3 separate regions of the Homo sapiens genome follow, and regions 1 and 3 are each linked to region 2. The links are chromatin contacts, found by Hi-C or POLR2A ChIA-PET in ENCODE. All regions are on one chromosome and are shown on one strand. The core of a region is the stretch at or near the end of the contact, and the rest is flanking DNA. Distances in the headings are between cores, read along the strand shown. Region 1 holds the start of SPATA24 (spermatogenesis associated 24). Region 2 holds the start of STING1 (stimulator of interferon response cGAMP interactor 1). Region 3 holds the start of SLC23A1 (solute carrier family 23 member 1).

Evidence for each region. A loop is a pair of places that touch in the nucleus more often than their neighbours do. ChIA-PET counts read pairs that join two places held with the same protein, here RNA polymerase II (POLR2A). Pooled maps may share reads with other maps.
Region 1: a loop to region 2 is called in a map of CD8-positive, alpha-beta T cell, with 10 times the contacts of the local background. The contact joins the promoter of SPATA24 here to the promoter of STING1 in region 2. A Hi-C loop is called at or near these places in 4 of 168 maps with a recorded cell type or tissue (CD4-positive, alpha-beta memory T cell, CD8-positive, alpha-beta T cell, breast epithelium and 1 more) and 10 of 50 pooled maps. POLR2A ChIA-PET finds 5 or more read pairs at or near these places in 19 of 52 experiments (AG04450, CD4-positive, alpha-beta T cell, CD4-positive, alpha-beta memory T cell and 12 more).
Region 3: a pooled map shows a loop between it and region 2 (2.1-fold over the local background). The contact joins the promoter of SLC23A1 here to the promoter of STING1 in region 2. A Hi-C loop is called at or near these places in 4 of 50 pooled maps. POLR2A ChIA-PET finds 5 or more read pairs at or near these places in 8 of 52 experiments (CD8-positive, alpha-beta T cell, H1, PC-9 and 4 more).

Annotation. Positions count from the first base shown.
Region 1 is chr5:139,402,605-139,406,175 of GRCh38, forward strand. SPATA24 (spermatogenesis associated 24) reads right to left here and starts at 1,485. Exons shown (of 6, transcript NM_194296.2): 1 at 1,340-1,485; 2 at 24-89. The coding sequence starts at 1,456. RefSeq lists enhancers at 849-1,422, 1,248-1,477, 1,423-1,995.
Region 2 is chr5:139,480,444-139,484,065 of GRCh38, forward strand. STING1 (stimulator of interferon response cGAMP interactor 1) reads right to left here and starts at 2,315. Exons shown (of 8, transcript NM_198282.4): 1 at 2,107-2,315; 2 at 1,767-1,859; 3 at 1,035-1,261; 4 at 716-899; 5 at 347-455. The coding sequence starts at 1,261. It also overlaps the pseudogene LOC101059986. RefSeq lists a silencer at 581-875 and enhancers at 1,478-1,707, 2,228-2,357, 2,368-2,487.
Region 3 is chr5:139,381,179-139,384,822 of GRCh38, forward strand. SLC23A1 (solute carrier family 23 member 1) reads right to left here and starts at 2,119. Exons shown (of 15, transcript NM_005847.5): 1 at 2,040-2,119; 2 at 1,314-1,427; 3 at 714-871. The coding sequence starts at 2,075. RefSeq lists enhancers at 1-604, 1,080-1,129, 2,730-2,799, 2,820-2,989, 3,370-3,539 and a silencer at 1,420-1,479.

The DNA.
Region 1 (3,571 bases), core at 235-2,734, 79 kb before region 2:
AGACCGCAGAGGCCATTACTTACCACCAGCTTCTTCTCCACTGCCTGGAACTCTTCTTTACTGACAAAATTTTCGTCCTGGAGAACCATCTGCAACAGAGCCTGGCTGAGGGAGGGCCTGGGGCTGGAGTAGAAGGGGCGCCCTCTAGGGACCAGGACCAAAAGCGGATAACAGGATGATGCTCGTGGTACCTAGGATGAGACTGAGGCCTTGGGAAGGGAGAATTCAGTTCCACAGATAAACTGAGACTCAGCTCTAAGTGCTGCCCTCAAGGAGCAGCCAGTCTCATGGAGGAGGCAGTCCACAGTTAGCACTTCTAACATGTTGTGTGCCTTGATGGGGAGACATAAGGGGATCTGGGGCTCAGAGGAGGCCCCAACCCAGCCTGGGGAAGGGTCAGAATCACTTCCGGAGAAGGGGATGTTAGACCTGAGATCTGACTGCTATATAGGGTGGGCCAGAAGAGGGATAGAGAGAAAAGCACTCTGGATGGTGGGGACACACATGCCAAGGTCAGCTGCCAAGAGGAAGACCTGGGTACCTTCAGGGAATCAAAGGCAATTCAGTGCCTAGAGCTCCATATATTTTGTTGAATGAGAGCATTAGGGTAGCAAATAGGACAGGTCTCTCTCCCCTTTCCCCCACATTCAACTTCCCAGAAGGGAAGAAATTGTCTAAGAACAACTTAGAATGAGAAGTAGATGTGAAGCCAGTTTTATTTCTGAGATGGAGATACATCCTAACCTTCTTATCAAGACAGGAAAACAAAACCAGAAAAACCATGAACTCCAGATGGCCAGGATTCTATCATGCCTACCCAGGTAATCTGTGACTGCAATGCTTTGCACCCATTAGCTGGGGTTTGATTGAGAAGGCAAAAGCTAAGGCATGTAAAGTTCTTGGAGGCCCCTAAGTTAGCGCTGGCAAGGGCCAAATCTGCGCTTACTGCATTCAACACGGCACTGCCTTTGACTCTCGGGAATGGTGTCCATAATAGAAGGGATGACAGTTTCTCTGCCTGCACAGGAGGGCCATGGGAACTCAGTGACGTCATCTCCACTGAAAATGGGGAAACTGAGGCTCAGGGACTCTCTACCAGCTCTTGCAGCAACCAGGCAAACGGAAGGGAGAATATGGCTTGATTTTAGTTAAAATTCCCTGGTTCAGGAAGGTCCGCCCCTTTTTGGCTCCACCCCTACCGACTGAGCCCGGCCTCCTCCTGATGACGCCATGGGCCATGCGTTCTAGCCACGGCCCCCGCATCGGAACAGGTTCTGGCCCCGCCCCCACCAGTGAGGCATCCGGCCCCGCCTCTCCCCAAACTCCTCTGGCTGCATACCACGTTCCTCAGCTGGTGGATTAGTTCCTCCTGAGACTCAATCACGTCCCGCAGTTGATCTAAAGCGAGACACACAGATCCTGACCCCGCCTTCGACCACCCGAGGGGCGTCGCCATCTTCCGCCCCCGCCAGCTAGTTGGAAATGGCTGCCTCGGGGGTGATCCTCGCCGTCGCCCACCAATGAGAATGCGACGCCACAGAGCACCCTGGCAACGGGGGGCGGGGACTTCCTATGTTAGCGGGGCGAGGGGCCGCCTCTTAAAGGAGCCGCCTGGAGCGGGGAAACTGCTGACAACCCTTAAGGCATTTAAGTTTACAGGAAATTGCGCTTTTATTGCGTCTTCTGTTTCTCACGCAGTCCTGAGAAGCCGGCAGGGCCCGGCTTGTACTTTCCTTGCCTGCGAGCAGGCAACACTCAAAACAGCAGCCCTCAGCCTTCACCCAGGGCCTGTTAAACTGCATGACCACGAAGCAAGAGCCAGCATAGGCAACTCCTGCATCTTTAGCTTCTCATGCCTCTTTCTCCAAATCTTTATCCTAATCTCCAAATTTCCTCCATTGTATGAGATTCCAGCCTCCTGGAACACACTTAGTACTTAGGGGTCCTAAGCCTAAGCACGGAAGATAGACGAAGATAAAAAATGAGAATGGCTACACCTGAGATCAAAGTCTTCATACTCTGATACCAGGCTCTGGGCACTAGAGTCTGCACTAGAGTCATGTGCCACCACCCGAGGAGGAGGACCCTGAAGAGATTAGGAGGACTGAAGAGGGCTTGAAGGAGGAGAGTTTAGTAAAATGAAGTCAGGGAAGGATACGGTGATTACGCACACTCACCAAGTCTCTATTGAAGGCTTTTTTTTTTTTCTTGGAAACCCAAATAAGATTAGGTTTGGAGAACATCAGAGCGAATATATATTGTGTTCACTATTTCGTGGCACCGTTATGTTTATATTATTTCATGTGACCCTCATGGAACTCCTATCAGCCCCTTTTTACCTAGGCTCTATGAGAATGAGAATGAATAACTTGCCCAAGGTCACTCTAGTAAGTTGTGGAACGGAGTTCTGCTATGGGCAGTTTGGTTCCAGGGTCCGTGTTTTTGTTTGTTTGTTTTTTGAGATGTAGTCTCGCTCTGTCGCCCAGGCTGGAGTGCAGGGACGTGATCTCGGCTCACTGCAAACTTCACCTTCCGGGTTTAAGGGATTCTTCTGCCTCAGCCTCCCAAGTAGCTGGGATTACAGGCGCCCGCCACCACGCCTGGCTAATTTTCTTATTTTTAGTAGATACGGGGTTTCACCATGTTGGCCAGGCTGGTCTCGAACTCCTGACCTCAGGTGATCCGCCTGCCTCGGCCTCCCAAAGTGCTGGGATTACAGGCATGAGCCACCGCGCTGGGCCTGGAGTTCATGTTCTTAACCAGGATGTTGTGCTGCATTTGTGTTGCACGTCATGGGTGGAAGTTATGGAATTTGATACCCCCAAGTAGGAAATGACTATACTAACAAGGAGTTTGGAAAAAAAGTTACCAGTGACTATGAAAGGAGGCAGAAAGCTCAGGGTAAGTCATTCAAGCCGCTCCCCAAAACCCCCCGGGGGGCCTGACAAACTTGGCCATCCCTGTGGTTCTCTCAGCGGGAGCCCTTGTTTTGTTTCTTGCGTTTATTTTCATGGACTTGGAGACAAGGCCATCTCTGCTGACCTCTCTCTCTTTTTTTTTTTTTTTTTTTTTGAGACGGAGTCTTGCTCTGATGCCCAGGGTGGAGTGCAGTGGTGCGATCTTGGCTCACTGCAAGCTCTGCCCCAACCGGGGTTCACACCATTCTCCTGCTTCAGCTTCCCGAACAGCTGGGACTACAGGCGCCCGCCACCATGCCCGGCTAATTTTTTGTATTTTTAGTAGAGATAGGGTTTCACCATGTTCTCTTTTTTTTTTCTTTTTTTCTTTTCTTTTTTTTTTGAGATGGAGTCTTGCTCTGTCGCCCAGGCTGGAGTGCAGTGGAGCAATCTTGGCTCACTGCAACCTCTGCCTCCCAGGTTTGAGCGATTCTCCCAACTCAGCCTCCCCAGTAGCTGGGATTACAGGCAGCTGCTATCATACCCAGGTGATTTTTTTGTATTTTTGTAGAGACGGGGCTTCACCATGTTGGCTAGGCTGGTCTCGAACTCCTGACCTCAGGTGATCGGCCAACCTTAGCCTCCCACAGTGCTGGGATTATAGGCGTGAGCCA
Region 2 (3,622 bases), core at 1,065-3,564:
CCTGAGCCAGGATAATCACTTGAACTTGGAAGGAGGAGGTTGCAGTAGCCGAGATGGTACCACTGCACTCTAGCCTGGGCGACAGAGGGAGATTCCTTCTCAAAAAGAAAAAAAAAGAATTCACAAGTGACCTTGGGCAAGTCACTTAATGGCTCTAAGCCCCATATTCCTTTCTGCAAACTAGGCATCATAGCAACATCCTTCATGCCTTGGGATTAAAGGATTTGGTAGACATGAAAATGCTTTGAAAAATATAGTGAGTTCTGTGTGTTTAGAAACACAAGAGGCTGTGTGTCTTAGTGTCTGTTTTGTAGATCGAGAAATGGGGGCAGAGAGGATGGCCCACCTGGCAGGATCAGCCGCAGATATCCGATGTAATATGACCATGCCAGCCCATGGGCCACGTTGAAATTCCCTTTTTCACACACTGCAGAGATCTCAGCTGGGGCCAGGCCCTGTGGACAGCAGGATGTGGCTGGGGGGCCTCCATCAAGGACACCCAGAGAACTCCTCCTCCTCCTCCAAGGCTTCCCAACCTGCTCCTGACTTGATCCCTCTTTTGCCATTGCCAAACCCACTGTTCCAGGACATTATAGGTTCTACTCCATGGACTCCAGCCTTTAAACCAGTCCCACTCCCAGTACTCAGCTCAGGGCAGGTCACACCAGCCACAGCCACCACTTGGCCAGAGCTTCTACCTCCCCCTGTGTCATACCTTGAGGCCCAGGAGGATGTTCAGTGCCTGCGAGAGGCCCAGGAGGGCAAGCATCCAAGTGAAGGGCGGGCCGACCGCATTTGGGAGGGAGTAGTAGAAATAGATGGACAGCAGCAACAGGGCCCCACGGCGGAGGGGGCAGCCCAGGCAGGCCCGCACAGTCCTCCAGTAGCTGCCCCGGTACCTGTGAGTGACAGCCAGACCCCAGACCCCAGCCCCCAGCCCAGCTCAGCCAGAGAGGTTCAAGGAGGGGCAGGGCTAGGCATCAAGGGAGTGACACACGTTGGATACCCCGTCCCTGGGTACTGCAGTGAGTCACCTGGAGTGGATGTGGCGCAGCTCCTCAGCCAGGCTGCAGACCCCGTTTAACAGCAGTCCCAGCTGCAGGGAGGCTAGGTGGAGCACCAGGTACCGGAGAGTGTGCTCTGGTGGCTCTCCTAGCCCCCAAAGGGTCACCAGGCAGGCACTCAGCAGAACCAAGGCTGCCTTCTGGGCCCCGTGACCCCTGGGACACGGGATGGATGGATGCAGGCTGGAGTGGGGCATCTGTGGGCACCAAGAAATCCATGACCATTCTCCCCTTGCCCTCCTGCCCTTCTGGGACTGAGGCTCTGGCTGGGCACTTCCTCCCAGTTCCCCTTTCCCTGGTGCCCAGCCACTCCCAGAGGCTGCTCTTAGAGACACCTCTAGGAGGCAGGCTGGGAATAAGTCACCCCAAAGCTCCTGTCTCAGCGAGGTTTGCTGAAAACAGAGCAGGGCCTGCACATACACGCCCCACCAAGACCCAGGGAGACCACAGGTGTGGTGAAGAAAGAAGGCAGCAACTATCCCAGACCCAGACTTGAAGCTGTCCTGTGCAGCCGTACCCAACCAAGAACCCTTGGGGACCTGGGTTCCCCTGTCCCCGGAACCCACCCCAGGGAGGACCTTAGTCAACAAAGTGGAAAACAGAGCTCAGGGAGTGGGGACAGGGCAGCCAGCAGGCACCCCCTCGCCTCTGGGTGCCAGGGGCCCTAGGTTTGGCGTTCTGCCAGGCTGATCTTGAGCCTACCTTCTGCCTCCCGGACACTGGCTGCTCTGGATGATGACGAGGAGAGAAGGCCCGGCGCTACGAGCAGCCAAGGGCAGCTTCTCTGAGTGCAGCCTGAAAATGAGATGTTAACAACGATTGGTTTCTCCACAACACTCTAGCCCTGGCGTTTCTCCAAACCGCAGCTTTACTGGTGCTGGGAAGGAGGGTATTTCCTGTTCCTCAGGAAGGGAGGTAGGAACCTTCCCTCAAAGCCCTGATGAGCTGGGCCTGAGTCCTGGGGTCAGGGGTGAGGTTTGAGAAAGCCTCCATTCCATTGCCCTTTGCTACCCCCAAACCAAGGGTGTTTAGAAACACTCACCGCAGTCACAGCTCTGAACAGCGGGTTCCCCTCAAGCCACCACGATCAAACACACTGTACCTAACACCTGAGCAGGACTCCACACACTCAGCCAAAGGCAGCACACACATCACACGATGATTCCCCGTCTCATATTTTTCTTCTGGTTTCCAGGATGCAGATTCTTTTTCTGAAAAGTGTGACCTAGGAGGGAGGAGTGAAAAATGAACAGTTATTTCCGGTAACAAGAGCTATTTTTATAAAGCACTTGGTGGGAGAGGAGGGGCACAGAGGAATGGGGGTTTGGCTCTTTGCAGGAAATGGCCACGCCTGTGACTTCTCCAAGAGAGCCTGCCGGTTTCTGCCCAGAAGGCGGTTGTGGGGATGATATTAGGTAGGAGCAAAAGTAATTGCAGGCCTGGCACAGTGGCTCATGCCTGTAATCCCAGCGCTTTGGGAGGCCGAGATGGGTGGATCACTTGAGGTCAGGAGTTCAAGACCAGCCTGAGCAACATGGTGAAACCCCATCTCTACTAAAAACAAAAATTAGCCAGGCGTGGTGGTGGGCGCTTGTAATCTTAGCTACTTGGGAGGCTGAGGCAGGAGAATCGCTGGAACCTGAGAGGTGGAAGTTGCAGTGAGCAGAGATTAGGCCACTGCACTCCAGCCTGGGCAACAAGAGCGAGACTGTCTCAAAAGAAAAGAAAAGAAAAGAAAAGAAAAATGATCTGACCTACATTGTTTGAGTGTAGGTTATAAAATCCCCATGCATCAACCTAAATTATAATAATAATAATAATAATAAAGTGTTTACCTTGTTCCAGACATTATGCCAAGTGTTGCATATATCACTTCACTTGTATATCATTTCACCAGCCACCCTGTCAGGTAGGTATAATTCTAGCCCCATTTTATAGATGGATAATCCGAGGCTCAGGGAGGTGAAATAACTGGTTTAAGTAATTGAGAGTGGGGACTTGAAGCCTGGTGGGTTGCTCCAAAGCCCAGCTTGCTCTGTGCCTTGATTTCATTCCAGTAATCCCAGCACTTTGGGAGGCCAAGGCAGGAGGATCACTTGAGCCCAGAAGTTTGAGACCAGCCTAAGCAACACAGGGAGATCCCATCTCTACAAAAAAAAAAAAAAAAAATTAGCCAAGCATGACGGAACACGCCTATAGTCCCAGCTACTTGGGAGGCTGAGGTGGGAGCATCACTTGACCCCTGGAGGTAGAGGTTGCAGTGAGTTGTGATGGCACCACTGCACTCCAGCCTAAGTGACAGAGTGATACCCTATCTCAAAAAAAAAAAAAAAAAAATAGGCCAGGCGCAATGGCTCATCCTTGTAATCCTCGCACTTTGGGAGGCCAAGGCAAATGGATCACTTGAGGTCAGGAGTTCGAGACCAGCCTGGCCAACATAGTGAAACCCCATCTCTACTAAAAGTACAAAAAATTCGCTGGGCGTGGTGGCGGGTGCCTATAATCCCAGCTACTCAGGAGGCTGAGGCAGGAGAATCGCTTGAACCCAGGAGGCGGAG
Region 3 (3,644 bases), core at 869-3,368, 99 kb before region 2:
AGGTTTCTCTCACAATCTTCCCCTGTCCCCCGCTGCTCAAACAGCTCAAATGCCACCCAGGCCTAGGGCTGTGCACTCGGGAGCGTGGGGCCCTGGGAGGGTGGGCTGTCGAAGAGGCTGGCACCAACCCTGGGAGCTAGCTCAGGGCTGCCATCTGGGCAATATTCAGAATGGGGTTTAAGAGGGGAGAGCCGGCTAGGCTTGGTGGCTCACGCCTGTAATCCCAGCACTTTGGGAGGCCAAGGTGGGCAGATACAAATACAAAATTAGCCGGGCATGGTGGCGCATGCCTGTAATCCCAGCTACTCAGGAGGCTAAGGTGGGAGAATCGCTTGAACGCGGGAGAATCGCTTGAACCCGGGAGGTGGTGGTTGTGGTGAGCCGAGATCACGCCACCGCAATCCAGCCTAGGCAACAAGAGCAAAACTCCGTCTCCAAAAAAAAAAAAAAAAAAAAAAAAAGAGGGGAGAGCCAGCGAGGGTACAATCCCTTAAACTTGCAGATGCCTGGTCTTTGAAGTGTGCCTAGATCAAGATTCCCAGGGTTGGGGCCACGCTGCCCAGCTCTAAGGCTGGCCTGGGATAGGAGAAGCAGGTGGAGGCAGAAAGCGGCTTTTTTGTCTCACCAGTGTCCTCTGGGAGCCCACCTGCTCCTGCTGTGTGGATCACAGTGGAGGGGTGGCGGGGGACGGGTTGGGGGGCTGGGCGGCTCACCGGATGCCCACGGTGGTCTGGATGAGAGTGGTGATGCCCACGCACGTGAAGATGGTGCCGATGAGCTGACTAACCATGTGCTGGTCGTGGCCCACACACAGCGCCTCAGCCAGCAGGAAGGGCACGGCGATGGTACCACTGAAGCATGTCAGGTAGTGCTGGGCAGAGGGAGACAGCAGAGTGCATGAGGCAGGACCCCAGAGCTCCAGGGAGAGGGGACAACCTAGTGTCCTCATGCCTGCCTCAGCGGGCCTGGAACCGGCTGCCTGCCCAGGACTGGCAGTCCCCACAAGGGATTCCCAGAGAGCTACTGCTGACCACTCTGGGGGTCACTAATTTCCACTCAAGATATTCCTGCGGCTTCCGTGGAGTCGGCTCTGCTCCCTGTCACCAACACCCCACCTGGCAAGCGTCACACTCCCCCAGGGAGTTCATCTTCTTTCAGGATTCAGCCTCTTCCCGACTCCTGCTTGCTGACAGCCACTGTGCTGACCTCAGGTTTTTCTTCCTGTTACCCAAGATACTCCCTGCTGGCCAGGGAGGGGCTGGAGTCCCCGGGGAGTGTGCAGAGTGAGGGCGGGGAGGCCCTGGGGGACCCACCTGGAAGCCCAGCAGGATGCACAGGTACCAAGGTGGCACGTCCTCGATCTTGTACAACATGTCAAACTTAGGCTCTGTGGGTAGCGGGGTCGAGGGGTCCCTGGTGGTTTCATGCTGGAGGCAGCAGAGATAAGTAGCTTAGGGTGAAGTGATGGGGACAGGCAAAATCCATTCTGCCCCAGAATCAATCAGGCAGCCCAAGTGGCTTGTCAGCAACTGAGAGCGGGGTTCCCGCCCTCCCCAACAGTCCATCCACCCGGGTGCCACTTGGCCTGGCCACAGTTTTCTCCCACTTTGCATTGCTTCCCGCAGGGATGAGTCTACTGTGCCAGCTTCTAGAGCCCTCAGGACCTGCCATTTTAGCCAGGGAAGTGGACCCTTAAGTCAGAAGTCTTGGAGACCACAGGAGAGGGGGCCAAGAGGGCTCAAGACTGTGGACAAGTCCAATCCGGTCCCACCTCTGCCCCCTGGAGATCCTTGGGGTGTCACTGGCCGGGAGATTAGGCCTCTCCTGAACCCCAACCTGGAGTCAGCCAGTCCCAAAGCTGCAGGCTCCTTCACCCCCACCTCCACCCATCCCCCAGTTGCCACATTCAATTTGGGACAGTCACTCTTATCAAGTTCATCAGAACGTTTATCTCTGGCCTCCAGGAAGAAGGCCTGCACAGGCCCTCCAGCCCCCCACCCCCCCTGCCCCCCCTAGCCCCCACCCCCAGCCCCCAGCACCTGTGTCCGGCCCTCGAGGTCCTCCTGGGCCCTCATCTTTGGGGCACAGGTTTGAGCAGTTCCTGAGGAGAAGAGGGGATGACTTGACAAAGGCCAAGGAGGAGGACTTTACTCCACATATCAGGCATTGTTTGAAGTAAATCTGTAACCAGATGCCCAGCTCTGGATTGCGAAAGGGGGGCCCGGGCAGAGGTAATGTATTAACTCTCACTAGGACAGTAAAAGCCACCCAAGCCTCTGCCACATGTGCCCTTCCCTGCCCACATCTGCGCCTGGGCGCTGGACCTGTTCTTGTTTCCCAAGAGAGGGCCAGAGTCGAGGGGGTGAGGACCAGAAGTTTACCAAGCCCCAGGTGAGCGGAGAAAGAGGGAGTGGAAACAGGCACTTATTATGTAACCCCCTGTATGAGGCCCTTCCCCACTGATTAATAACTAGTTCATCATTATCATCATCATCATAGTCATTCTCGTTATTGAGGAATGGCCTTGGCCTTGTGCCAAGAAACATGGATCTGCACTGTCCCAAGTAACCCCTGTGCTGGGCGGTATTAACCCCTTTAACAGCGAAGGAAACAGATTCAGTAGATGTGATTTGACCCAAGCCATGCAGATAGCAAGTTTGCAGAAACCAATCCTAAAATTCAGGTTGGTCTGAGCTGCCTTGCCCTCACCACCCTGCACCCCTCAGGGTCCCTGAGGCAGGCAGCAGATGGGCCTCTGCAGGCAGAGCTGCCTAGGCTGGCCCAGCCGGGTCTGCACTCTGTGTCAGGGCACAGATCCCTTTCCCCTCCCAGCCACATAATTTCTGGGACCCAGTGCAAAGTAAGAATGTGAGGCCTTTATTCCAAAAGTATAAAGAATTTAAAGATAGCAGGAGCATTAGATGGAGCGTGGGGCCTTTCTATGCACCAAGCCCTGTGTGACTGCCCATCACCTAGCCCAGGAAGGCAGTCCTATGCCCAGCCTGTCTCCCCTCCTGGCAGGCCCAGCCCAGCCTGGCCCTAGGGCCTGAGATGGCAGAGGGGGACATGGGGAGGGGCCCTAAGAACTCAGGCTCCTCAGCTGGTGAGGGCTGGGCCTGAGGTCCCCATTCTGTTCCCCTCTGGGCTGCCCCAGCCCCAGCACTCTAGAGCCCACCTACTTCTGGGTCGCTGTGCCCATGGCCAGGCCCTGCCTGAAGGGCCAAGGGGCAGCACCGCTCTCCAGCTGGGCAGCAGCTTCATGCCACAGCACTGAGTCCGCCCGCCTGCCGGTGTCCACACTGTTCCTCTGTCCGCCTGTCCTCTCCTCTCCCTCTTGGCTACTGCTCCCAATTTCCAAAGTTGCTGGACCAGTTTGAAGCCTCTGCAACTCCCCAGCACTTTTCTCTCCAACTTCTCCTCCCAGAACTCCCCAGGGTGCTGTGGAGACCAAGCCCGACCCCCTGCAGATACGGCTCCATGGACACTCAATTCAACCCAAACCACACAACACGCATAGAGAACAAGGTGGAGAACACGGTCCCAGATCCACAGTAGCATGAAGGGGCCCACACACCCAGAGCTGATGCAGCCTCTCTAATCACCCCACAGAAACACAGGTCCACGTCATGGGTGCCCGGCTCCAC